7 separate regions of the Homo sapiens genome follow, and all the other regions are linked to region 1. Evidence: chromatin loops called from intact Hi-C (ENCODE). Cell type or tissue: PC-3. All regions are shown on one strand. Region 1 has its middle 33 kb from the start of SERPINB7. Region 2 has its middle 15 kb from the start of SERPINB3. Region 3 has its middle 8.7 kb from the start of SERPINB13. Region 4 has its middle 44 kb from the start of SERPINB2. Region 5 has its middle 24 kb from the start of SERPINB12. Region 6 overlaps SERPINB10 (serpin family B member 10). Region 7 has its middle 20 kb from the start of SERPINB11.

Region 1 (4,000 bases):
CGAAACTTGAGTTTAGATTCTGGTTCTTTGACTTACTGTGTGTCCTCAGGTAAATTGCTTAATCTCTCTGAGCCTGCATTGTCTAAACTTTAAAATATGGTTGATTGTATCACCTACCCTGTTGGTTGCTGTTGCAGAACAAATGACAAATAACTATAAAACACTTAACACAAGGCAAGCACAGAGTAAAACCTCAATAAATATCAACTATTATTATTAATAATTGGTATTTTTTATGATTCTCTGATGTAGCCCTTAGGATATTTGAGAACCTATGTTTTCCTTGCTTTATTTGGCCAAAAACTTAAGTGACAACTGTAAGTTATACAGCTATGATCTCCTACTGAGCAATAGGCACATGTCTTTGGCAATTGCTGTTACTTCCTCACTGTACCTTTTCTTTTATTTTAAATACAAATAAAATTTTATTTGTATATCAAAGACTCTATGAAATGATAACATAATGTTAACAGAGTTGATGTCAAAACACCAATAGGTTTGAAGTTATAGATGATAAATCACTTTGTTTCATTCAACCTTCCCTCGATTACATTATAGAGCATCCCTGGTATGCTCCCAGTTGAATCTTAAGTATGATGTATCTCACTGTGTCTTTTCTACCCTGCTGCTGGGGAACTTATTTCCAAGGCATCGACCTCTGCAGCCACCTGCATAAAAGGGCCAAAATGGTTGTAATTTCTTTGAGGAAGCCTGTCCCTGGAGCTAAGGTGTAGCTGTTGTTCTCATCGGCCCAAGCCACGGCCAATGGTGTTCTTGCCTGTCCTCTCTCCTGGGGCCCTTTCCCCTGGAGCTGTCTACATAATGTGGAAATAAAAATCTTCAAAGGGAGCTATCCCACTTGGCATGGTATAGCTAAGCAAACAGGTTTCAGGGTACATTACAGGCTCCCCACCTTCTCAGAGACTATTTAAACCCTATCCCATTCCTGACTTGCTTGTAGACTAAGTCCTCCCCAGATCTACCCCAGAAAACTCCAATTCCAACTTCATCCTATAATAAAATATAGATGTAATAATGTTAAATGGGACTTGTCTCATTTCTGAGTTTGTCTGCTGGTCCAAGGCAGATATTAGCAGATAATAAGCATGCATCATGCTGTAAAGAGGGCTACCAGGGCATCCACTCAAGATAGGCCAAGACACCATGGGCCTGGTCTGATGACCCTGACCTCAAGGCTCACATCCAAGATACTGGAGAGGATGCTGAGGATTTTCCCCTGGAGGTTAGAGAATGGGGGTTTCTTGGGAGGAAAAGGGGAAAGGGATGCTGCTTCTCTCCACATGAAGGAGAGGGGGATAAATTCCCCATACCTTATACCATAGGCGGGGGAGCTGGATTTAAGAGAAAGAAAACACACATAGAGAGGGAGGTACTTGCCACTAGGAGAAATCGACATCTCCCGGGCAACTGGATGTCTGCTGGGATGCAGAAACCTTGAGCCTTGTGAAATAAGGAGTTCAGGGCCGGGCACGGTGGCTCACACCTGTAATCCCAGCACTTTAGAAGGGCAAGGTGGGCAGATCGCTTGAGGTCATGGGCTCAAGACCAGCCTGGCCAACATGGAGAAACCCCGTCTCTACTAAAAATACACAAATTAGCTGGGCATGGTGGTCAGTGCCTATAATCCCAGCTATTCGGGAGGCTGAGGTACGAGAATCCCTTGAACCCAGGAGGCAAAGATTGCAGTGATCTGAGATCATGCCACTGCACTCCAGCCTGGGTGACAGCAAGACTCCATCTCAAAAAAAAAAAAGAAAAAAAAAAGACAGAGAGAGAAAAGAAAGAGACAAGCACTAAGTCAACAATGACCTCCCAGCACAAAGGCTAGAGGAGTACTATCACACACAAAAGCTGAAACAGAGAGGATGCATCTGTATGGTGGGTGAGAAAGTTTGTAAAAGTCAAAGGTTCTAGGACCTGAGCCAGGAAAAAGCTTAGCCACAGGGAGGAGCTGATTTCTGCAGTGAGCAGTGCAGTGCTCCATCTAAACTAGTGTCGTTCATCTCAAAGGCTTAGTTGTGGGACTGAAGGAGAAGCTATAGAGAATCAGAATTAGAACTCAGTTCTCTAAACTGCAAATTTAACCCCACCCACAAATGTACTGGGTGTTACTACAGCAATAGCATGGAGGACAGGACATTGACTCTGAAGCTGGGGCTTCCTAGGCTCAAATCTTGGCTCTGCAACTAACACTGATCTAGGCAAACCACTGACATTGTCCAATTCTCTGTCTTCTCATCTTGGACTGAAAATAGCAATAAGACATGCCACGTAGAGTTATGGGACCAAATTAGTGAGATATGTACAACGGTGCCTGGCATGAAGTTATAATACTGCAATAAATGTTAGCTCTTGTTTCTGTTGTCATCCTGGGCTTCCACAAGGACAGATTATATCTTTTATTCATCCCGTGTTACTGTCTCATCCACAAGGAGGAGCTCAATACACACTGGTTGACAAAAGGATTATAACTTTAATGTAAAAGCTGAATAAAATTTCAATGAATAATGGGCAAAACTCGTTACCTTATTTAATATTAGGAAACTTCATTTTGGAGATGTCAGAAGATTCTTGATCATCCCTAACAATTCTTTTTTTTTTTTTTTTTTTTTTTGAGACAGGGTCTTGCTATGTCACCCAGACTGGAATGCAGTGGTGGGATCTCGGCTCACTACAACCTCTGCGTCCCGGGTTCAAGCAATTCTCCTGCCTCAGCCTCCCGAGTAGCTGGGATTACAGGCACCCGCCACCATGCCAGGCTAATTTTTGTATTTTTAGTAGAGACAGGGTTTCACCATGTTGGCCAGGCTGGTCTCGATCTCCTGACCTCGTGATCTGCCTGTCTTGGCCTCCCAAAGTGCTGAGATTACAGGCGTGAGCCACAACGCTTGGCCAATCATCCCTAACAATTTTACAAGATTTGAATCGTATCCTAACAAATCAGCAACCACTAAACAGATAAGCTCTCTGTTATCAACACCTTGAATTCAGTTAGACAGTCTGGGCTTCCCCTTTCTAAACTGTAGCTTAGATCTTCTGGGAAACCAGCTCAACACAAGTTGTATTTTTAACCATCTGATATATGTAGTACACAGGCTTTTTCATCTCCTTGCTAAGAAGAGAATGTGTATGTAGAAATAAAACATTTTTTTCTACACTGTAACCTGAAGCCACCTTAACTTGCTTATAGAACAATCTTATTAGAATTGTCAGTGGAGCTCTGTCATGGGCCAAGTTCAGTGCACTAACTCCACCCAGCTTATCTCACTCAGGCCATTGCTCTTCACTTTGCAATTCTACAACATAGTAGGTACTAAAAGCATCAAAACAGTTAAAGAATGAATTCTGTCATTCATTCAACTGATATTTATTGAAGATCTACCATGCTCCCGGAATTGTTGTTGCTGAGACAACACAAAAATATAAAACCCCTGCCCTCATGAAACTTACATTCTAGTAGGGAGATATTGCCAGTAAACAAGATAAATAAGTAAAGTGTATGTCAAGAGAGAAGTAAATGCTAATGAGAAAAGTAAAACAGCAAAGAGGGATTGAGAGTGTGTACTGAGGTTGCAATTTAGATAGAAGCTGAAGCTCAGAGTCTGATATCTCTAAGTGGGAATTACGAGCATGGCCAGGGTCCCAGATGGACCCCTGTGATTATGCAGGAATTCGGGTGGCATGGGAGCACATGAAGAAGTGGTGAGGGAGCCTAATGGAGATTATTTGAATGAGGAAAAAAGAAACATCCTGGAAAGAATTTATGCTCAAGTGCAGAGTCAGAGTCAGGATGTCCATGACCAAAGGACGTGGTTCAGGCTGGGAGATGAGGGGTGATTATGCAAGCAGCCCACCTGTCTGCTCAGGTCATGTTCCTCTCCCCACCACAGTCTGAATCTCAGAGAGAAAAGGCACCATGGAACAGTTCAAAGAACTTCTGCAACATCTGAACAAGACTGGGAGGTCAAGTCAGCCCTGA
Region 2 (4,000 bases), 65 kb after region 1:
AGGCAGGCGGATCACAAGGACAAGAGATTGAGACCATGCTGGCCAACATGGTGAAACCTCATCTCTACTAAAAATACAAAAATTAGCTGGGCGTGGTGGCACGTGCCTGTAGTCCCAGCTATTCAGGAGGCTGAGGCAGGAGAATTGCTTGAACCTGGGAGGCGGAGGTTGCAGTGAGCCAAGATCGCGCCACTGTGCCCCAGCCTGGCAACAGAGTGAGACTCTGTCTCAAAAAAAAAAAAAAAAAAAAAAAAAAACTCCTTTATTTTCAAACCACATATCTCTGTGAAGCCATATATTCTTCAACCAAAACAACATATTGCAACAGATTGAAGGCACATGCAGATACATAAATCTAGCAAGACATAATTACACTAAATCAAACATTAAAGAGATTTGTAAAAATGTAAAACAATGCCTTTTTTACCACTATTTTTTGTATACTGGAAAACATAGCTTTTTAAATTAAAAATGTGTCATTTACATTAACATGCAATGGTTGTAATGTTTTTTAATATTAAGATGTTATTTTATAAGTTTATATTTAAACTTTTTCTGCTTAAATTTCTGATGGAGTAAATATCATTAGAAAAATGCACATAAACAAAAGTTCTTTGAGATTTCCTTAATAATTCTGAAGAGCTTAAAGGGGTCCTGAAACCAAAATGTCTGGGTACCTGCTGTACTGTACATTTCTGCTGCATTTAGTATGCTGAACATTCTCTTCTAGCTTTCATTTCTCTTCTCTCATCTTCCTCAGTGCACCATTCCAACTCCTTTTCCTCTTTCCAACATCTAGTTTTCCCCTAGTTTTCATCCTTTGCTTCCTTATTATTATATTATGTCTTCTCTCTCTCTGGGTGACCTCCACCACTCACATTATTTTAACAACGTCCCAAATAGATGACATCCAAATATGTATCTGTAATCTGATTATTTTACCATACTCTGTACTAGCAAAACCAGCTACCTACATCTTGATGTTTCTTAAAAAGCTAAACTCAAATATTCCCAAACTGAGCATGTGAGTGAATGGTACCATCATTAAATCCTACCACGTAAGTCAGAGATCTGTGAGTCATCCTAGATTCCTTTTTCCCCTACCTCCCTCATCCACTACCAAGCCCTGTAGTTTTTGCTTCTTAAATATTCCTCCTTCCGTGGATTGCGTTAGCTCAAAATCTCATGACCTAGATACATTATTGCAAACCTTCCTAATGGGCTTCCTATTACTCCCTGTTACTACTGGTCCCTCGTTTCTCAAAAAAAAAAAAAAAAAAAAAAAGTCTGTAGTTATTATCCTGAAATACAGATCTATTCATACCACCCACATGCTTAAAACTCTTCAGTAGCTCCCCAGGGCCTTCAGAAAAAAAACTCAGGTCTTTCATCATGACACAAGAAGCCTTCATTATTAGGCAATTTTTCCTTCCCAGTCTCATCACCCTTGTGAGTGTCTCTTCCTGCATTTCTTGCTTTAGCAAAACAGAATTATTTGCTTTTCCCCATCACAATTTGCGTGTCTCCTCCCTTTGCTGTAATGCATGCCATCTCAGACTTAACCACTTGTTGAGCTCCTATTCATCCTTTAAACCCTGAGAAGTTCTTCCCTTCCTCTGAAGAGTCTTTTGGATTGCATGAATGTCAGTTCCTGGTTTTTCTATTTGTATTATAGTTGTGCAAAATATTGTTATTGGGGGAAACTGGTAGAAAATTTCCTTATACATTTTTTGGCAATTTCCTGCTAACCTATAAGTATTTCCAAGTTTTTTAAAGATGTTTATAGATACTTCCCATTTTATCACACCAAATATTAGAAGATGTGTATTCAAGAGTTGAACTTTGATAAAATCTACAATACTTATTGCTTCATCAAGAACATTCAGAAGTGAAAAATGACGTTTTCATATATGTGTGGCAGTGAGGAATCCATGGCTACCAGCCCAGTTTGGAGCCAACATGCCCTACCTCATGCTAAATTACAGTAGTCCTAGCCATCACTTTTGCACCATCAGCACAAATCACAACACAGTGGAAAAGGCAAAAGTGTTTTAGTATTATTATAAAATTGGTTGTGTTCTTGTGGTCTCAGAAACTCTCAGGGATCCACAGATCACACACAGAGAATCTCTGATGGGAAAGACCAGGGTAAACTTAAGCAAAAACTATATCATTAAATAAGTCCACATTCTTTTTCATAATCAGATGAAATTGCTTCCTTCCCCATGCTATTGAGGAACGATGTTATTCTCTCTCCCATGATCTTCTCCCCCTTAATAACTTTAGGGATGAGGAGAGGAATCTTCAGCCTTGCTGTTGCCTTAAAGTGAAAAAGCCAGAGCCCTTTCTTGTCCCCAGGAAGTCTTGTGCTGTTGAAGTGCTATTGCAGCCACTGCCACACGGTGTCACAGGCGGTGTGGCCAGCAATGTGCTGCACCACACCAAGTTACAGGTGATCTCTGAAACCTTTGCCCAAGAACACGCTATAACTTTTTTCTATTTTTATGAAAAGCATATATTCCTTGCACATTTCCAAGCTGATAGCTAAAATGTTGCCCATAATATAAATAATTGCAGATGATTTAATTCAGGCAAATTGTGAGTTCTGTTGTTTTAAAATAAAACAGTTCCATCATTCTTTACATGCATGCAGTGAAATCTAACCATGTGAGATCCACCATCGTTAATAAATACACATGAAAAACCTATGAAATACACATGAAAAACCTCTTGAACATTCAGATATTTTACATCATTCCTTTTACCTCGGTGTTATATTTCCACTTCACTTCCTCCAAAGAATTTTCTTCTAATTTAATATACTTTTACATTTGAAAGTATTTTATTGATAACCTTGCCATATTTCTCTGAAATGAAAGTACGTACATGCATTTAAAATACAAAATGTTCTTATGACCCATGGTCATTTTTCTATATGTTTAAAAAGTTTCATCTGGATTCAGTTATCACTATACTTGTTGTTAGTGTACAATTGAAAATATATATATTTAAATTTTGATAAATAATTATTAAACATAAAAGCTAATTTTTTCTGTAGTTGCATCTCTTAATGAAGTGAATGAGAACAAAAATTTTTCTGTGGTCTTTCATTCAGGACAATTTGGTAGGCAAAATACTTTTTAAAATGTATTGATTCTGCATCTTAGATAGCATCTTAGATCTTAATAATAGGAGATTAAAACATTAATCATTTTATAAGATAAAATATAATAAAGATGGCCTGTGATATGAGTAAACATTTCATGGTAAAAACTGTCATCTTACTTGAGCATTAGGACAAATACTTAGTGCATGCAGGTCTTAAAACCTAGATGACGGGTTGACAGGTGCAGCAAACCACCATGGCACATGTATACCTGTGTAACAAACCTGCACGTTCTGTACATGTAGCCCAGAACTTAAAGTGAAATAAAAATAATAAAAATAAATAAATAAAAACTATCTTATTTGATAAAATAGCTCTTATATACTTATTAAATAATACACAGCACTCTTGAAAGAAATTATAAAATGTAATGGGTTTTATTCAACGTAGCTTAAAAATATATACTCAGTAAAACATCCCAGTTAAATTTAAAATAATCAGTCACATAGTATATACTGCTTTACCTGATTGGGTATTTTTCTTATACTAGGGTTAAGTATTAAGAAGAGTAGAAAGGAATTTGTCACATTTAAATTCATTGGCAAAAAAAAAAAAAAAAAAACACCAGGTAGAGTATTCAGTAGCTCTTGTAGATGTTCTTTTGCTTTGGTTTGCAGAGGGATGCAATTTGACAAAAGTCAAGGATTGGAGGAGGCTGAGGTATGAATGGAAAATTGTCATTACTCCCACCACTGCCCTGTAGGAGAGGAGTCCCCTCTCACATTTTCCTACCTACTTTTCTGCAGTTTTAGTTTACTATGGCAAGCTTCTAGTATTTTGGTAATTTTTTTAAAGTAGTAACTTTTAAAGAAGCAAAGCTAAGCATCCCTGGAA
Region 3 (4,000 bases), 160 kb after region 1:
CTTTTTTTCCAGAATAGGGCACTTAGATATGCTTCAAAAACATGGTCAAGTAGATATCCTTTCTCCTCAATTATTTTCTTATGGCAACTGGGAATTTGCTGCCTGTTGGTCATAAAAAATGTTATCTTGATATTTTTAAGCCAAATCTTTTTCTGAAATAATCAAATCATCCTTTACTGACATTAAATTATCCAGCTTTAGATCCTGCACCTTCCTCTTGCTTTAAGTTGTCATACAATGACTTCGGTTTTTCTCTAATCATATTAGAGTCTATAGGTGTGCCTTTCTTATAGTAATTCTGCCCCCATATAAAAGCTGCATTTTCAATATAAAATGAAAACGTGTTTCTCAAAAAGTGTAAAGTTTTCATATCTGCTGGTGTAGCTGCAAAGACAGCTTTACGCATTTCCTTTTCTTTTTTTTACAATGGTCCTGATACTGGGTTCATTTATCTTGAAACGGTGGGAAAATGCAACTGCAGACCTCAATCTATGGTAGATATCAAGGAATTCAACTTTTTCTTATAATGTTATTGCTTTTCTCTGTTTCTTGGGCACACTTTCAGCATCACTGGTGGCACTTCATACAGGTCCCATGATGTTATTCAAGCTGTATGGTATTGCACTAAACATGATGAAAAATACACAAGAACTGTGAGAGATCACTTTTTATTGTCATACACAACTTACTGGACAGATGAGCTGCTCAGGCAGAGATCATTGTCCTCACACTGTGCTTCAAACAGATACTTGCAACACTTGAGCTCACTGTAATAGCAATAGGAGTTGGCTACGAAATTATTACAGTAATACACTATGTACTACAGCTAATTTATGCAATTATGACTTAACATTGCATCTTTACTTTTGTTCTTGTTTCTTTTAACTGCAAGTAGCACCAAGTATGACTATCTGTAAGTGTTCGTGTGCACAAGTTTTGATACATTTTAATTTTTTATAATAGATTTGTACATATGTTATGGGAGTAAATGATAAAATAGGCTAGTACCTACATATACTTTATGCCTTCGTTACATACCTAACTTTTTCTTAATATTTTTGGTATTTCTAGACTGTACAGCAATTTGAAAAATCTGTGATTTGAAAAACCTGCAAGTTTTTTCAAATTGTCCCAAATCTCCAAAATATTTTCCAGTATATTTTTTGAGAAAACTCTGAGTACAAGCGGATCCATGCAGCTCAAACCCGTGTTGCTTGAGGGTCAACTGTATAGTGCTGCAAGTTAGCATATTTGTTACATATTGAAGAGGAGGTAGAAAGTAATAATTAAAAAGGGATGTAGGGGGAATTTTAGAGCAATGGTAATGTTCTATTTTTTTAATCTGGGTGGTGGCTCCATGGTTGCTCACTTTGTGATAATTTATTGAGCTATATGTATACATTTTAATGTTTCCATATTTGTGTTATTCATCACAAGAAAAATAAATTTGTTCAATTTATTTATAGATATTTTATCATTTTGATATTCTTGTGAATACAGTCTTTGGGTTTTCCATTCATTCATTCAGTCAGTCAATCAACAAGTATTTCCTGAGCATCCACTATTTGCCAGATATTGCTTTAGGTACTGAGGTAAAGCAATGAATAAGATGTAGATGTAAAAGGTCCAGTCTCTCATTAAATTCACATTCTTTGGGGGTGATACAAACAATAAATAAACAAAAACAAGATAATCTCAAATAAAATTAAGTGCTATGAATTGAATAAGGCGTTGTGTTGGTGAATAGTTATTACTGGTGTATAAGAAAAAAAAATTTGGATATCTAGCAAACCATCTTGAAGAACATTCTTTATGGTAAATTATAAGCTTATTCGCTTAGATTTTCTAGAAAGATGACCATAAAACCTCTGCATAATGGTTTGGCCTCTTTTTACCAATATTTATTCCCCTGATGGAACTATTCTTCAGTATAATGGAGGACACCTACTTTCAAATCTCTCTGCACAAAACTCAGATGAACAAGCATAGCAGTAAGACACCATTTTAAAACTGCACTTCACTGTACCGACAGAAGAGGGCACTCTTTCACCAAGAAAACAGAGTATGGCCCCCGACTCACCTTCATAAAGTTGCCTGTCCTTTTCAGTCCAAAAATCCTGCACATTTCAGTATGAACAAGAAAAAGTACCAAACAAATATGTAAAATTACTATACAAAGAAAACGGTGAAAATTAAAACTTTTAGCCATGGAGATACTACCCAAGAAATCAATCATGAGGGAGAATAAAGCTGTAGTGTAACACTAGCTTATGAACTAAATATTGTTTGGAAAGAGATTGCGAATATGAAGAATGCTTCAAGTCATAATTTAAAAAACTCAGAATATATATGAATAACAAAATAACCACAGAAAGAAAGTACTGTAATGAGCTATGTCTGAATTAAATAGAAATGATGGAAATAAAAAAATCATCTCAGAAATGGGCCTAGACTACCAGTTGCCTACAGGAGAAAGTACAATAAAGAATATAGAGAAGAGAAATAAAAATAGCCTAGAGAACAAAAACAAAATAAAGAGAGTAAAAGCATAAAAGAATGAAATAAAGACAGGCAAAGAAATCTAAAATATGTGTAACCATAGTCTCTGAAGTACAGAAATAAAACAGTGGAGTAGAAATGATATTTACAGCTATAATCCAAGAAAACAGTTCAAAAATAAAATAAATCCCAAATCTGTACATTGAAATGGCCTACAATGTAACTAGGAAAATTGACCCTGAATGATAAAGTCTAAGACATATTCTGGAAAATCAGTCTTAACATCTGCCGAGAAGAGAAAAAGAGGGAAAGAGAAGAGAGAAAGAGAATGAGAGAGAATCAAGTCAATATAAAGTAAAGAAAGCAAGTTAACATCAGACTTCTTGAGAACAACATACAGACCAGTGGAACAATAAAGAGATTCCAAGTCCAAACCAAGAATTTTATATGCCAAAAAGTATTCTTTCATGAATGGTCTTTCAAGACCATAAAGAAACTATGTTAAACAGTCAAGAACTTAGAGAATATTGTACTTGTTAGCCCTTCTTGAGAAATCTACCAGAGGATGAGCTTCATCCAGTAACCAAAAAAAAAAAAAAAAAAAGATTGAAGAAGAAACTTTAGCAAAAGACTGACAGCACAAATATATTTTATTATAGCTCTAAGACTAAAGCAAACATGTGAATAAGAGTAGGAAAGTAATATATAAATGTTCTATGTTTTATATGGGCTGCCAAAGTAAAAAAAATGACAATAAAGTGAGAGGAAATGCTAGAAAGAAATTAGAAGGTAGAATATAAATCTGTTGATTATTAGGCAGTAGATGGGTGTCAAAAGACATCACTTAAAAATGATAAAAGCCTAAGTAAATAAAAGAGTACCGTGAGGCCATTAGGTCATAATATTGTATAAAAATAATGTCTAGAACAAAAATACAAACTTTCCTAAACATCACAAGGAAAAATTAAAAAGAGAAAAAATTGTAAAATAACAAGACAATACGATTCTAAAGTTCATATGGAAAAATAAACAAACAAGAATAAATAGGAAACCATTGCAAAGGAAAAGCAACAAAGCTTCCATAATTAAAACACTGATGTTGGTACATGAATAAACAGACCAAAGGAAGAGGCTAGTAAATCCATCAACAGACCTAACCACATATGGAAATTGAGTATATGATAAATGTGGCAACTCAAATCCCAAAGGGAAAGATAGATGTTGTTGTCGTCGTTGTTGTTTAAGATGGAGTTTTACTCTTGTCACCCAGGCTGGAGTGCAATAGCGTGATCTCGGCTCACTGCAACCTCCGCCTCCTGGGTTCCAGTGATTCTCCTGTTTCAGTGTCCCGAGTAGCTGGGAAACAGGCACCTGCCACTATGCCCACCTAATTTTTGTATTTTTAGTAGAGATGGGGTTTCACCACGTTGGCCAAACTGGTCTCTAACTCCTGACCTCAAGTAATCTGCCTGCCTCAGCCTCCCAAAGTGCTGGGATTACA
Region 4 (4,000 bases), 100 kb before region 1:
AACTCTTATATCTCAAAGCACCTAGGAAATGACTACCTAAATGAGTAAGATTCAGATTTAGGCATTTATTTGTCAATAACTGATTAATTATACCTCTAACTGTCTATCACCTCTGGGACTCATTGAATGCCCCTCTTAGGACTGGGCTGAGGGATTTCTTTTACTATGTAAGTACTCAGAGCTGAAATTCAGCTGGTTTGTACAGTACAGCAGACTCAAAGCAAAATTCTTACAATACTTTCATACCAGTAAATTGCTGATGCACCATTCTCCAAATCCCCCCCTGCTCCTGTCCCTGTCCCTTCCTTGGGAGGCCCAGTCACCTCTCCATCCAGTAATTTTACTGTGTGTCACAGGAAGGGGCCTCCATCATGCTCCAATGCTGCATCTGGAGTCGTTCTGATGGATTGACGCCCACTGGCAAAATAATTAAACAATTCAATTAAACAATTTGAATACCACCTCTCTTCACTTCTATTTTATTCAGTCACTTATTTTAAGCTCTTTAAAGGTATCATTACTTTGGCCTTTAACTCAAAATTAGAACTAAGTGTGGGAAGTCACTGGAAAATCTAAAATAGCTGTTTTAGTCATTTTTTCTGCCACAATACACAGGAGAGTTTGTGTGTTCATCACACACTGAGGGGCTACAGCATGGATAAAGTGGGCTGTGGTTCATGCCCAGCTGCAATTCAATCATTTTTTTGATTATTATTTTCAATTATTATTTCTTCTTGTTACTGATATCTGTTAACTGTAGGCATCACAATTCCTATTTACCTCCTTTGGTTCAGGTGAGTAGTTTGTGTCTTTCTGAAAAGTGATGTCATTCCGTTCTGGAGATAAGTAAAGAGGCAATTCTGTGAGTTGCTCCTGAATTTGTCCTTTACAGCATGACACATTTATATTTCCTGCAGTTTGGTCCCTTCCCATAATATCAGAATAGCCATAACAAAGTGCAATGAAAATATAACGAAGTATGATGTGCTTCCAAACCAAAAAGGAAATTTTTACACTTGCCTTTTGGAGATTAACCAAACTGACACTCACTGGGAACATAATCAGTGATAGATCATATTGACAGTGCAGCAGAAAAGAGCCATTCCTAGCTCACTTGTCTACTTGATGATTAAATGGTATTTTGAAGGCATATTCACAATCCACAATTGTTTTTATTTTAAAATTCTTCTGCTTGAAAACTGCCTAACAAATGACCAAATTCAACATTAACAAATTCCATAATCCTGAGCACCTTGGGAAACACCAATAAATTAATTGAACAAAAAATTCAGTAATGACTAATTTTCTTTACCAGAGATTTAAATATTCACATTTAGAAAGTATTTGTAATAGCATTTCTCTCTACTGCATGTCTGGGTAGAGCAGTGGTTCTCAACCAGGGATGATTTTGACCCCCAAGGTGTGGTAGCAATGTCTGGAAGCCTTTTTGATGGTCCCAGCTTGGAAGGGCAGAGGAGGGAGTGGTGTTGTTTTCATCTAGTGGATGGACACAATGGGCATTGCCAAATACCTTTCGGTTCACAGGACAGCCCACCACAACAAAGAATCATTGGCACAAAATGTCAGTCATACTGAGATTGAGAAAACCTGATACAGAACAGGCAACCTCTTTAAGGATAATCCCTTGAAAACTACAAAAGCAAAAAAGTAAACACTAGGGGTCAGTACGAAGTCATGAAATGTTGCTTCCGAAGCACTCTCCAACCTGTCAAAGAGTCCACATTGATTCTAAAACTTTTCTTGTATAGATTATAAGAAACAAGTAAATGTACTGATGTTAGGAATCAGGGCTTTTCACTATGGGGGAACAGAGATACACATAGGAAATGGGGCAAGGTGAGAATGAACCCTGTGGGATTGGATTTGATTTGTAGATAGTGTAGATACATTAATATATTATATTGTGTTATATATCACATCTTATCCTATCTTATCTTATTCTGGCATGTTGATTTCCTATATCTGTTCAAAGAAAAGCCTTAGAAATGAGGACTCTAATAAACAAGGAACAATTCTGGACCCCAAATCTTGTTTTTAGATGATACCATTCTCTATTTAAAGGAACTAGAGCTTCTCAGAGAACTGGCTGATTCCAGAATGAGACAGGATGAGCCTGGGATATCTCGTTGGGTAAGAGAGTAAGGAAGCACTCAAAGCATGATGGAGACCCCTCAAAAGAACACAGTCCTTTGAAGGGGCTTCCAAATTTGGGCAATTTGTGCATGATAAAAAAAATTAAAAAGCTAATAGACATAATATATTGAATTAATTTAAAAGGTACATATTAATGAGAGAGAAAAAAGCTATAAATTTATGAGAATGTTAGCTAAATAAAATAGAAGAAGGGATAGAATGTTAAGGTAGGATTTCTTTTTTTTTTTTTTCTTTGAGACGGAGTCTCACTCTGTCACCCAGCTGGAGTGCAGTAGCACGATCTCAGCTCACTGCAACCTCTGCCTCCCGGGCTCAAGCGATTCTCGTGCCTCAGCCTCCTGAGTAGCTGGGATTACAGGCACACACCACCGCGCCCAGCTAATTTTTGTATTTTTAGTAGAGATGGGGTTTCACCATGTTGCTCAGGCTAGTGTTGAACTCTTGACCTCAGGTGATCCACCTGCCTCAGCCTCGCAAAGTGCTGGGATTACAGGCGTCAGCCACTGCGCCCGGCCAAGATATGATTTTTAATCCCAAATAGATTTGCTGCTCCTTCGGCAAGGATTATCAACAGACGACAGAACCACTAGGTGGAATGTTGTTGGGGGAGAGTACTACACTGTCTCAAAACCCCATGGATTACTTATTAATGAAAAAGGGAAAATTTTTCTTTTAAAACAGAAAGATCGGCCAGTCATCCCTGCACTGGGTCGTCAAACAGCTCTATCAAGAACGGACGACCTGACATCATGTGTCCCTGATTTAATACACTGAGGATGACACATCACCCATGTAATCATCTTGCCAAAATGTTTAACCTGAATCTCATTATGAGGCAACAATCAGATAACTCTAGGATGTGGAGCTTTATACAAGACTGCTGTCCAAACGTTTCAAAAAAGATCAAGACCAGGAAAAACAAAAGAAAACCAAAAAGTCAGGGACAGAATCAGGTCAAAGTGATTAGTGAAATATATAACCAAATGCAATGTGAAAATCTTTGTTGGATCCCGAATTCTCCCAAAATAACTGCAAGTGGAGTTTTTAAAACAATATAGAAAATTTAAGTATGTACTATATTTTATATGAAACATTTAATTAAGGCTTATTTTCTCAAGCGTAATAAAGGTATTGTGGTATGAAGGAAATGTTCTTATTCTCAAGAGAGGCATATTACGGTATTTAGGGAAAGTATCATGGTGCATGCAACTTTCATTCAAATTGTTCAGGAGACAGATGACAGATAGATAATAGATATAAACCATATGTAACAAAATATTAACAATTGCTGAATCTGGATGAAGTTTGCGCAAGTGTTTACTATACAGTTCTTTCAACTACTCTGCAATTTTAAAACTTCCAAAATAAAGAAAATGTAAAGTTTTTACACCATTCAATGGCGATTTTTTAAAATGAAGAAAGATTTTAATTTTCATTACCACCATTACTAGAATGATATTTTTTTCTTAAGCTCTATAAGCTTTGGAAGAACTTTAGTGTCTACATAAATGCATTTTAACATAGAAGGCAGTGCTTTGCCTCCACCCTATTCTGCCAAAGATGAATGGCCTTAAGTTTTAAAATATAAAATAAGATTTTCAAACTCCTGACATTTAAGGAAGTTTCAAATGCTCCATTTGAGACACATGGCTTTTCCAGTCATTTTCATGGGTAGTTCATGGCTTGAACAATGACAATCTGCAGTGACTTACCCGAAGGAAGGAGACAGAATGTCCAAAGAAGCTCCAGAAGGGGTCCAGGCACACCTGCAGCCGCTGAGCCAGGATTTATGTTCAACTAAAGCTACCAACTCAGAGAACTTTCA
Region 5 (4,000 bases), 220 kb after region 1:
AGGAAAAGGTTACTCATGGAACCTGTCTCTGAGGAAGAGCAAGAGCCTCACACCTGAAAACAGAGCTGAGGGTGAAGGCCCTGGTTTGGACTACAGAAGATTCCCAGGGGCAAAGGGACAGATTCCTGATGAGCGCGTTTCACATGGGGTACCTGTTCTAGAGATAGGCAGGGAGCTAAGAAGCAGGCACCAAGACAGGGCATCCATGACAATGAGCCAGCCCCACGGGGCTGAGTTTCCCAACACAGGATCCTTGGAAACTGCCTCAGAATCACCCGTGATGCTTATTTCAAAATACTCATTCTCGAGCCTACCTTAGATAATAAGTCAGAACCTATAGAGATGGGACCGTGGAATCTGCATTTTAACAAAATTCTCAGGAGATGCTGAGACATATGAAATTTTTAGGACTCCTAGAATGAGGGATGAGGCATCTCGTGACAACAAGAAACACATGGCAAAGTTACCAACTCCCAGCCTTCAGGGCTGGATTCCACCCAGAAGACCTAGTTCCCTAACATGAAAGAGGCTCATGATTTTCAACAGTTAATTGCAATAATGCACCAAATGGTACTGGAATCTAGGAAACCAAGCTAGGAGGGCAGTCCATTGGTATATCAGACTGAGAGGGACAGAAGGGGCGGAGTTGAGGCAGAAGCAAAGAACAATTAGCGAAAGTTCAAGAAACAAAGTGAGGATCAAAGTACCAGTCCCTACCTTACAGGGTTTTTGTGCTACACATAAATGTGGTTGTGTATATCAAGCATCTAGCACATGGCTGGTACAGAGTAGATCCACAGCAGATCTCAGCTGCCCTGGGATTCATTCCACTGATTTTTCCTTTTATAAGCACTTTGCAGAGCCACTGTTGAAGGTCTTAAGGAAGCTAAACTAGGGTGGTCCCTGTCTCCCGGCCCCACACACCTGGTGCTCACAGAGCCACATCAGGTAAGTTGGGGCTGAGTCCCCGGGTCTTACCTGTGGACGGATGCTCATACGGGTAGAAGTGCTTTTGGGCAGTGCCTTGCTTGCTCCTACTCACCAAGACCCAGTACCACCAGACTCTATGAGCCTCGTATTTCAGTGTCCCCACCCTGAACTGTGAGTGGTAAATCATAGTCACGCCGGGTGCAACGTGAGTTCTAGAAAGACGGAAAGTAAAGTTTCAATTAAGCAAGATGAATAGATTCTAGAGATCTGCTGTTCAACGCTGTAATAATATATTGTTATTATTATTACAGCTGATAATAATATATTGTTGTACACTGAAAATTAGTTAGGAAGTTACACCTCATATTAACCGTTCTTACCATAAACAAATTTTTTAAGCTTGGGGAGGTGGCCTAGAATGAAACGTTAAGGAATGTTGCAGAGTGTCTTGGTGGCAAGGAGAAGAAAGCACTTCAACAACGTCCCCATAGCAGCAGGGGCAGAAGGTCTAAGGCAGGGCGGGAGTTCACAGACCTTAAAGAAAAGCTGTAGCAACTGACCGTTCCAGGCCCTGAGCAGCACTGTTATAATGTGACGGACAGCGCCATCTAGTGGAAGAGAAAATGAACAGAAGTGACCGATTCTCTTAAAGGTTGATGATAACATTGCGTTTGAGTCGGAAGGCACCTTAACAGTTAATATTTTACAGAGGAAACATAGAGACTAAGTTTGATTTCCCCACAGATTAAGCCAGTTCTCAAGTGACAGAGCTGTTTCCTTCTCAGCCCTGACATCCACCCAGACAAAGAAGCAAACTCTATGGTGTCAGGGTCGAGACAACAACCAGAAAAAACTTCATACCTAGCAAAAATAACACCTCTCCTGAGGCCAATGGAGATGAAGAAAACCTGAAAAGCTCCTTTCTGGAGAGCATTTTTACTATTCCGCCCTGTTATATAGAGAGCGCGACCATATAATTATTCTTCCACACCAGGACAATTCTGAAAGGGAAAAGGGCATCAAAAATAATTACAGTTATAGAGCTAAAGTTGCATAGATAGATGAAATCTGAATTGACAGCTGCTTTTATTTTACCGGCGGACCTTTAAAATCGTTCTATACAAAAAAAAAAGTTTTCAAAACTAAAATTCTCTTTTTTTTTTTTTGAGACAGAGTCTCGCTCTGTTGCCCAGGCTGGAGTACAGTGGGGCAATCTCAGCTCACTGCAACCTCCACCTCCCGGTTCAAGCGATTCTCCTGCCTCAGCCTCCCGAGTAGTTGGGATTACGGGTGTGCACCACAACGCCTGGCTAATTTTTGTATTGTTAGTACAGACGCGGTTTCTCCATGTTGGCCAGGCTGGTCTCAAACTCCTGACCTCAGGTTATCCGCCCACCTAGGCCTCCCAAAGTGCTAGGATTACAGGCGTGAGCCACCGCGCCCGGCCCTAATAAAATTCTCTTTTAAAATAGCATGTGTCTAGCTAGGCGCACTGTTTCACGCCTGTAATCCTAGCACTTTGGGAGCCTGAGGCCGGTGGATCACCTGAGGTCAGCAGTTCGAGACCAGCCTGGCCAACATGGTGAAATCCTGTCTCTACTAAAAATACAAAAATTAGCCGGGCATGGTGGCATGCACCTGTAATCCCAGCTACTCAGCAGGCTGAGAGAGGAGAATCGTCTGAACCCGGGAGAAGAAGGTTGCAGTGAGCTGAGATCGCCCACTGCACTCCAGCCCCATCTCAAAAAATAATAATAATTAATTAATTAAAAATAAAATAAAATAGCATGTATCTGTACACACTAAGCAAAATGTGAAAAAACTTTTTGTTATCTCAGTGTGAAAAAAACACAAACAAACAAAATCATTATTCTTGTATAATCTCAGGTATTTTAGAAATCCTGGTCTCCAAAGCTGTCACTACAATTTTTCCGAAGAATTTAGTTTCTCAATGTGCTGTATTATTTTTAATTCTTTTATAAAATTGCCAGAAATCTTCTTCAAAGCTCATTTTATGATTAACGAAATTGGGGTTGTTAGAAGATAGTCTTTCAGTAGATGCTGAAATACCTGCTAAGCTCAGAGCAAATTCTACATAAGGGATATTGTTGATTAAAACTTTTCCATAATTTAATTCTTAAATAATCCAGCTCTAATATTGTCACAGCTATGGTTTCTTTGCCTCTATTCAGAGAAAATGTTTTCAAAAAGCCGGAACTTGTCAAATAAGTTATCTGTTTATGATTATTTTGAACATTTCACCAAGTTTAGAAAGTGCAAAATTGAGGACCTTGGTTTCATTCTGTACTGGTAAAAAATACATATATATATGAAGTTGTCTAATTAAAAGTACAAATCCTATCAAAAGATCCCTCCCACGAGTTGAAATATTCCAAAATGCAATTATAGAATTTCAAAATTAAACATCACACACGTTTGAACTCTTATTCTTAAATTTGTTCAGCTCCCTCTTTCTTTCTTTGGTGATTAATTTATATGGCGTCCTGTCTGCAGGCTTTGTTTTTGATAATTTTAATTAGCTAAAAGCAGCAAAAGCTGAGGTTTTCTTATGCTCTGTTTCATAAATGCTTTGTGTAGACACTTCCAACTGATTTTGAGGGGAAATGCAATGAAAAGGTAAATGATTGGTTTACTAAAAACAACAAAACTTTAATACTAATATGGGACATGAGTTGATTCATAATATAGTTTTTCAAAGATTCCGACACTTCTAAAACCCAACTGATGAAGGCTTCACAAAAAACTGCAATTATTCTGTACATACATTTAAAAACTTGTACAGAGGACCCTAGAGATTAGTAAGGGATGGAGGGGAGATAGAGATTTGTTAAAAAATACAAAATTACAGTGTTCTATAGCACTGTGGGGTGACTTCAGTTAATAATAATATAGTACAGGCCTTCTAATAGCTAGGTGTATATTGAGTGTTCCCAACACAAAGCAATGATAAATATTTGAGATGGTGGATATGCTAATTACCCTGATCTGATTACTACACATAATATGTATCAAAACATCACGCTATACCCCATAAATATATACAATTGTT
Region 6 (4,000 bases), 190 kb before region 1:
GCTGTGATTACAGAAATGAGCCACCATGCCCAGCAATGCCAACATTTAAGATATGGCTTCAGAAAGAGGACATAGCAAAAAGGATGTAAAAAAGGAGAAGATACAGAAAAAGCTGGACAAAGAAAAAGAAGGAGGTGAATAGTATCAGCAGCTGCTACTAGAGGAAAAGGAACATTAAGATTGAAGAGAGCCCACTTCTCAGTATTCTAGTCACTACTTACCTTAGTGAGAGTGGTTGGGATAAAAATCAAATTGAATTGGATTGAGATATAAAAGGGAAAAGTGAAGACAGCCCTCTTCGACTACTCTTTCAAGAAACCTAGCCATGAGGAACTAGAGAGAGCATGCTGTCTACAGATAGAGGGAAGCTGGAACAAGGATAGTATGGTAAGGACAGATGGCATTTACCATGTCTTTTGCCTTCTGAATAGTGACAATCAGAAACAGCAGGTAAAATACTAGGAAATTAGGGAAATGTCTTTGATTTAATGAAAAACCTAAACTAAAAAATGTATGGAAGAGCTGTTTAAAAAGGAGGATGGACAGGACCTGGGGATTGTTGGGTAGGAGGGTGAGGAAGGAGAAAGCTGGCATGATTTGCAGACTTACTGACTTGGACAAGCCAGTGAATGGCAGTGACAATAAGCAAGATTGGGGAAAGAGGAAACTGAATGAATTTGGAAGAGAAAATGAATTTCGTTTTTGACATGCTAAGGTTATATGGAAAGTTCAGGGGAAGTTTGGGAGGCAAAGGTGGGAAGGTCACTTGAGCTCAGGAGTTCGAGACCAGCCTGGGCAACATAATGAGACCCTTTCTCTACAAAAAAAGAAAAACTTAGTGGTCCTCAACAAATCGATATAGTTGAAGTCACGGGAATGGAGTGATTTTCCAGAGGGTGTGTGAAGAGCACCAGAGCCCTAAGAACGCCAAAATATAAGCGGTCAATAGAGGAAAAAAGAGCCGGAAAAAGACACTTGGAGAGGCAAGAGAGGCACAGAAAGAACTAGATAAGAGAGTTACTGAAAACAACAAATAAAAGGAGGAGGACTTTTGAGGAGGAAGTTGAGCAGTTTGGGGAGATGACCAGGTTCATATGGGATCACAGAGTGCGTGGCCATAGTTAAGTGGCAGTAAAAGTGCCTAGATTCGAGCGGGTGTAGAATCTTGTGGGTTGGGGGTTAGCCGGGCATCTAGGAGGAACTGAAAGCTGCAGATGTGTGGACAGATGATGGTGCAGGTACCGATGACCAGGAAGCTGAGCCAGATGCTGAAATCCGGAGATGTCGGGAAAAGAGCAGAGGCTCCCGTGTGGTCTAGGAGCTGAGTCAGACGGAGAAATACAGGGCTCGGAGTCCCTGAAAGCAACAGGTAACTTCAGGCCCTAAAATTGGGGTAGCCCCGGCCTCGAGGTGATCCCTGCCCGAGCCTAGCGCCGGTTCTGGGCCAGGGCGCGTGGGGTGTAGGAGCGATGGGCGATGCTACCCGTAGCTCCGTGGAGAGATGGGGCCGGTGAGGCATCCCTAGGGCCACCCCCCCCAACTCCGGGGGGAGTTCCTTCCTCCGGGCTCTGAGCACCAGCTGATGGCGCCCTCCTGAGCCCCTGCCTCCCCACACCGTGTTCTTCCCTTCCGCGCTGGCCTTGCGGGAACTCGCCCGCCCCTGCTAGGGCTCCGCCCCACGGGCGGGCGTGGGTTTCACTCGGAAGCTCTTTCAAGGATTCTGCGCCGCTTGCATTCTGCGGGGCTGGACTGTGTCCGCGGAAGCTCCCCCATCCCCTCAGCCAACCCCGTGCTCCCCTCGAGGGCTCCTGGGAGGACTGGGCTGGCAGCGGGGGTGGGGGTCGCAGGATGCCACGGGTAGGAGGTCATGGGGGGAGGATCACCTTGATGTCCACTTCGGGGAGAGAAGGGTCAAGGGACACCTCATACACCCTAAGGAGACCATCTATTAGTTCCCGCCATAGCGCCCCGTTTATTTCCGTCACCTCACCGATCACCAGCTGTAATTAGAATTAGGTGTTGTTGAGGCTGTGGTTCGCTCTCCACGTCCACTAGAATTAGTCACCAGGAGGTGGCAGCCGAGGCACACCGCGTTCCCCCGCCCTGGACCAGTGTTAGAGGCGACGCGCTCAGGCCTTCTGTGCGGACCCGGAAGGAAGGTCAGGTCCCGGGGCCCGAAAGGAAGAGGCAGCAGCCGAGGATGGGCGCCCAGGAGGAGGAACGCGCGCTGCATTGCGCTCGCCGGGGCTAAGGCTACTGGGGGATGTTGGTATTGAGTATTTCAGCCATCCATAATGACTATTTTTAATAAAACTTTTATTTTGGAATAATTTTAGATTGGCAGAAGAGGTGCAGAGATAATACAGCTAATTCTCATATACTCCAGTACAGTTTCCCCAAGTGATAACATCTTACATGACCACGGTACATTTGTCAAAACTAGGGCACCAACATTGAGAGATTGCTACTAGCTAAACTTCAAATTTCATTTGGATTTCACTAGTTTTTTAAGCTAATGTCAATATAAGTATTTTTTAAATAGCAGAAAAAGGGGGTTTAGTTTTACAATCATAATTTATGAGCCACCAAAATGATTTTTTTGAGACAGGGTCTTGCTCTGTTGCCCAGGTTGGAGTGCACTGGTGTGATCTTGGCTCACTGCAGTCTCAACCTCCTGGGCTCAAGCAATCCTCCTACCTCAGCCTCCTGAGTAGCTGGGAACACAGGTGTGCACCACCATGCCGGGCTAAATTTTTGATCAAAACGATATTCTTGAGAAACTTCGTATTTATCAATATCATATCACCTTTATAAAGATTTTTTTTCATTTAATGATGTATATGAAATATATGATAACAAGTATCATGGATATTGCAAGTGATCAAGAATTGTAAGGCATTCAGTTGAATAGCATAGTACTTCTGAAATGTAAATGAAAGTCACATTAGACAAAATGTTAACGTGTTAAAAATAAAAATCGTCATTCTCTCCAGCTGTACAGATATGACAGGATCATTAGAATGCATTATTTCAAGATCTATTTACTTATATTCAAATGTGAAAAAGGTTTAGACTACAAACTCATTTTTGTGAAAATTGTGCTTTTCCATCTCATGGTACATTTTTCACACTGTAAGATGGTCTTGTTTGTTGAGAGATATGCAGGATTTAGGGGGAGCATAATCTTCCATAAAAAAGAATGGTGTTGGTTTTATTGTGCCTGATGAAGAAGAGGAATGGGTGATTTGCATTGAATTCAATGGATGGGACTCTAATTCGTATATCTATCTCACTCCCACTGCCAGCTGCAGCTTCAGTACCTTGTTCATTTATTTCCACAAAAGCCTTATGGAAAACATTGGACAAAAATAGGTTTCTTGCTGAAGACATTCCTGAGAAATCAGCTTTGCTTTGGCTGAAGGCATCACTCATCCCCATACTGCTCAGGGTTGACTTGAGATCATAACTGTCTTCCAGCTTGAACTTGGGAAGGTGTAGCTGCACTTCATACAACTCCATCATGTCTGCACTGGTCCACTCATTCAGCTTCTCATAGGTGATGGCCTTTTCCAGCTGCCCATTTGGAACCAAGAAAGAAAGAATCAGTAATTCCAAAGTGGAATGAAAAACAGTAGTAGAGAGAGCACCCTAGGAATTACATAGGTGAATTATGATCACTCCCGTTACTCAGGGTGACAACACACACACATCTGGAAATCCTTTGGTTGTATAATGTTGACCTTCAAAATCTTTTTTCTGCAGATTAATTGCTATCCGGATATAGGAGAATTAGAGTTTAATTCAAAATGGAAGTACTTCTGCTATAGTATGCAAGACATCAGCTATACACTCAAATACATAAATATAAATATACATTTAGATGTTAGCTATACAAAAGCATATACTCTAGTTCAAGTTGTAAGCCAAGGCACAAAAAATCTTGTTTATCGACATGGGAGACAGCTCTTTGAAAACAAAATTTGGAATAAAATAACACGTC
Region 7 (4,000 bases), 59 kb after region 1:
TAAAGCCTGAAAGCCAAGCTACAAGTTAAATCCTCAGACCAGATTGAGAACTTGTTTTCCTATTTGGCATGCTTTCCTCTGATTGGTCCCCACCCTTAACCTATTTTACATATACCTACCCTTTCCTAATTGGTTTTCTACATTGTCATGCCCACCTTTGAGTGGTGTCTTCACTTTAAACTTTTTTGCTACTCACAAACCAATCAGCATGCATTCCCCATTCTGAGTCCATGAAAGACCCTGGACCCAGCCACAGAGGGACTTTCACACCTTCAGGTAGGGGGACCACTCCCATGTTCCCTCTCCACTGAAAGCTGTTTCATCGCTCAATAAAATTCTTTTCCATCCTCCTCACTCTTCAGTGTCCTGCGTATCCTCTTTCTTCTTGAGTATGGTACAAGAGCTCAGGGATCGCTGAATGTGGGTACAAGCTATAACACAGGCAAGTTGGGGCATGCCAGCATGGCTGAGTGGGGCCCAGGTGGGGCATTGCCAGCCAGAGATCTTCAGCTTGCAAAGCAAGCAAGAAGAAAAATCCTACATCAGAACTTTATGAGGGAAATCAAGGATTAGCTGATCTCATTCTGTGGAATGAGCATGTTTAGTTGACAACATACCTGTGCACAACAAAGAAGGGATGATATATAGTGGTTTTCAGCCTTCATTCCTAATTCTTTCTCACTGTAAATTCATCAAAAGCCTTAGTTGGGTATCCAACAAATATTAATTGATCATCTATAACATGCAAGGTACTGTTCTAGTGTAACTGAGTTATCCCAATTTTTCTAAGAGATATAGAATGAGGTTTTTTTCTCTTCTTTTCTCTTTCCTCCCTTTCCCCAATTCCCCCACTTCTTACTTAGCTCTTTAGAAATGCAGTTAAAACCATTTACCTTCCCTTCAACAGGCAAAATTATCTAACCATGTGCTTACTTAAAAGCTCCAGGGCAGAAATATCTCCCACCAGGAGATTGCCTTGAGAGACAATAGTCAATTTATAACCAAAAGTATGCCTGCTACAAAATTCTCTCCCACCTGGAGAGAATCTGGAGACAAGACCACTCTACAATCTAGTTCTGACCATGATGGTGCCAGCTCAACCACCCAGTAGGTCAAATACCAAAACAAGTCACATGGACTCCCCACCAGCTCACTCCCTCCCTGCGTGCCATTCATGCCACATTCCCTCTTAAAATCCCCTGCTTTCTGCTCCAAAAGTGAAGCAGTACCCTTAAGGCAGGAAGCCTATACTTCTTCCCCTAAGCTAGCTTTGGAATAGAAAATCACGTTCTTTATACCAGACCTCATTCTTGTGCGCTGCACTCTGCAAGCAGTGAGTGACTGCTTTGCACTAGCATGATGCATACAGCAAGGAATACAGCAAATTCCCCACCTTTGGGATCTTCCCTGCACGGATCATGTAGGAAGTGGTGGGATGGGCTGGGCTGGGCTGGGCTGGATCAGATCGATTTTGTGACATGCAGGCTTTATAAACCCTCTTTTGCCACAGTTTCAGAGGGGTCCTAATGCTGCTGTTATAAAAATAACTAAATAATAAAAATTAAAATTGAGAAGTCCATGTTACTCGTTTATTATAGAAAATTCTGAGTTTCCATCTGCAATTCAGATTTTTAATATAGTGTCTTCCTCAACTGTCTTGAAAGCTGAGTGATTTCTTCCACAGCTGTCCAATCTCTGCGGCTAGTTACCCTTTGTCCTAGGAAACCATTCTCTTGTCACCTACAGACCCTGAAGCTTCTGTCCGGAAAACATAGTTTCTCACTCAGCTGCCTTTTTGCCTATATATTGGCTAGAGCAGCAGGAGATTGAGTCTGTAATGAAATGGAAAGCCCATGTGCCCAAATTAGGCATCTCTGATAAATGGAACCCCATTAGACTCCTCCTCTAATGGCCACAGATCCTGGGTTTTAAAACAGTATTGCTGGTTTGACTTACTAAGGCTGATCAGCTTCCTGCATTTCTCAATCTTACAAAAAATCACCACCCCTCCACCCTAGCCTGTCACCACCCTCTGTGTTCCCATGCTCCTTAAAGACTGCATTCCACAGTGCTTGCGTTAATGGGGTGGAGAGGCAAGGTTCAGCTTCTCAAAGAAAGGCTTACTCAGAGAATACACAGATCAACTGTTGGGAGTTCCTATCCATTTGCCTTGTTGTTTTTACAACCTGTGTACTGAATAATGCTGAGAACAGTAAATAGTGAACATGATATGTTGCTGTTATCCGAGGTTTGTGTGTACAATAGAGTCTTATCTGAGAATTTATTGAGAGAAAAAGAAAAGAGAGAGAAAGAAGAAAGAAAAAAGGGAAGAGAGAAGGAAAAGAAAGAATGAAAGAAAGAAAGGAAAGAAAGAGAGAGAGAAAAGGAAGAAAGAAAGAGAGAGAAAGAGAGAAAGAAAAAGAAAGAAGAAAGAAAGAAAAAGAAGGAGGGAAGGAAGTAGGCAGGGAGAGGAGGAAGGAAGGGAGAGAGGGAGGGAGGAAGGGAGGAAGGCAGGCAGGAAGGCAGGCAGGAAGGCAGGCAGGAAGACAGGCAGGCAGGCAGGAAGGAAGGAAGGGAGGGAGGGAGGGAGGGAAGGAGGACTTTTTCAGTGCTGAGATCCAAAAGGGAGAATCTGGAACAGGGAGGGAAAAAAAATGTTGTTGGTTTTTGTTAGTTCTTATTTTGTTGGGATAGGGAGGTGGTATCCAGATCACAGAGTAAATGCTGGGTCACACAACAATTTAATTAGTGTAATCTTGTTTAGAGAGATAAATATAAAATATTTAACAAATCCACTCATAAAAATAATTCAAAACAGAGTACTTGATTTAATAAACATAGAAATACTAAAAATGTATATAATATACCAAAGAAGGAAGAGTGAAAGGAGCTAGAAGTCATTGTGGAGGGATCAAAATGGAGGCATAAAGAGATGGGCAGTGAGGGAGGAGAAGGACGAAGGCAGAAGAAAGGAAGATGCCAGAGCTAACGGGAAAGAAAAAGTGTGTCAAACAACAGGCTCCAGTAGGAGCAGGGTTGTGGGAGATCAAACTTGTCCTCCATGATTGATTTCATCGAGGCCAGACCACTAGTCCTGTTTTCCAGGCAATCTTGGGAAAATCCTCTGGCCTCATATTTTTCAGCTGCAAATCAAGGCAGTTGTATCTAATGCTTTGCTGGAGTCACTTCTCTGACCTGGTCTTGCCCCATCTCTGAGGCCTAAAGGTGGCCCTGTGAGTGGCCAAAGTTCAGCAGACCCATGAAAGCACTTATACTGCTGTTTGTTCTGCTAAATCATTAATTAGCTTGTATTTTTTTCTCCCTCAAAGTATGTTTTGTAATTTACGCTTGCTGCTTTTTCTTCTGAGGTCCTTTTTGGGTCCAAGAGTCTATGATTCTGGAACCAACAGCTATCTGATTACCTGATTCTCACAGCTTTTAATGTCAGCCCATAGACTCCAGGAAATGAGATACTGTGCTATTAAGCAAGCAAGAGAGTCTATAAAGCATTGAATCATGAGATTCTGTAACTGACCCAGGTACAAATGCCAGAAGACTGGTCTTTTGCCTGTCTGTTTTACAGGCAAGAAACAAACAGAATTTCTTCTTCCAATTACATAACACAATGAATAGAGACAAGATGACACCATTTGTAGTTCATATTTGCTCAACTTATTAAAGAACAAAAGCTCACGGAATCACTGGAACTTGCCAATGAAGGCAAAATAGTGCAAAGACTGCCAAGGTTTTTAGATTTATTGTGTTTAAATAATGGTCTCAGATTTCCTGGGCACCTTCACACAGAATCAATGTTGATATATTTGCACATTGACTAAACACATTTGATGTCTTGGCCTCTCAAGTTACTTATTTACTTATTTAATGTGTATTCATGGGCAGATATTACCAAATGAGTGGCTGAGCACCATGAGCATGGACTCTGGTCTCATTTTACTTTTCATCTTTTACATACCCTAGGACTATACTGGTATAGAGTAGT

Evidence for each region. Hi-C counts contacts between places; a loop is a spot of excess contacts. Peaks named below come from ENCODE experiments on the same cell type or tissue, not always from the same donor. Only the 100,000 strongest peaks of a DNase experiment are listed, where the experiment ranks them.
Region 2: a loop joins it to region 1, with 6 times the contacts of the local background. A loop is called at or near these places in 5 of 110 quality-filtered maps.
Region 3: a loop joins it to region 1, with 8 times the contacts of the local background. A loop is called at or near these places in 7 of 110 quality-filtered maps.
Region 4: a loop joins it to region 1, with 12 times the contacts of the local background. A loop is called at or near these places in 8 of 110 quality-filtered maps.
Region 5: a loop joins it to region 1, with 9 times the contacts of the local background. A loop is called at or near these places in 15 of 110 quality-filtered maps.
Region 6: a loop joins it to region 1, with 9 times the contacts of the local background. A loop is called at or near these places in 4 of 110 quality-filtered maps.
Region 7: a loop joins it to region 1, with 7 times the contacts of the local background. A loop is called at or near these places in 5 of 110 quality-filtered maps.

The regions. Positions count from the first base shown.
Region 1 is chr18:63,740,404-63,744,403 of GRCh38, reverse strand. No RefSeq gene overlaps it. Among named protein-coding and RNA genes, the nearest start is that of SERPINB7, 33 kb to the left of the region's middle. In PC-3, a CTCF peak has its summit at 2,452 (motif pointing right); a DNase peak (open chromatin) is centred at 2,433; H3K27ac peaks cover 2,655 bases.
Region 2 is chr18:63,675,134-63,679,133 of GRCh38, reverse strand. No RefSeq gene overlaps it. Among named protein-coding and RNA genes, the nearest start is that of SERPINB3, 15 kb to the right of the region's middle. In PC-3, a CTCF peak has its summit at 2,401; a DNase peak (open chromatin) is centred at 2,393; H3K27ac peaks cover 2,233 bases.
Region 3 is chr18:63,576,604-63,580,603 of GRCh38, reverse strand. No RefSeq gene overlaps it. Among named protein-coding and RNA genes, the nearest start is that of SERPINB13, 8.7 kb to the left of the region's middle. In PC-3, a CTCF peak has its summit at 2,063 (motif pointing right); no DNase peak of the experiment used is centred here.
Region 4 is chr18:63,842,106-63,846,105 of GRCh38, reverse strand. No RefSeq gene overlaps it. Among named protein-coding and RNA genes, the nearest start is that of SERPINB2, 44 kb to the left of the region's middle. In PC-3, a CTCF peak has its summit at 1,678 (motif pointing right); a DNase peak (open chromatin) is centred at 1,695; H3K27ac peaks cover 2,800 bases.
Region 5 is chr18:63,516,163-63,520,162 of GRCh38, reverse strand. It overlaps a transcript of SERPINB12 not described here. Among named protein-coding and RNA genes, the nearest start is that of SERPINB12, 24 kb to the left of the region's middle. In PC-3, a CTCF peak has its summit at 1,544 (motif pointing left); a DNase peak (open chromatin) is centred at 1,522.
Region 6 is chr18:63,934,411-63,938,410 of GRCh38, reverse strand. It overlaps SERPINB10 (serpin family B member 10), which reads right to left. Exons shown (of 8, transcript NM_005024.3): 8 at 2,300-3,573. The coding sequence ends at 3,169. Among named protein-coding and RNA genes, the nearest start is that of HMSD, 13 kb to the left of the region's middle. In PC-3, CTCF peaks have their summits at 1,855 and 2,054 (motif pointing right); a DNase peak (open chromatin) is centred at 2,090; H3K4me3 peaks cover 1,336 bases.
Region 7 is chr18:63,681,422-63,685,421 of GRCh38, reverse strand. No RefSeq gene overlaps it. Among named protein-coding and RNA genes, the nearest start is that of SERPINB11, 20 kb to the left of the region's middle. In PC-3, no CTCF peak of the experiment used is centred here; DNase peaks (open chromatin) are centred at 2,081 and 3,681; H3K4me3 peaks cover 1,086 bases; H3K27ac peaks cover 3,798 bases.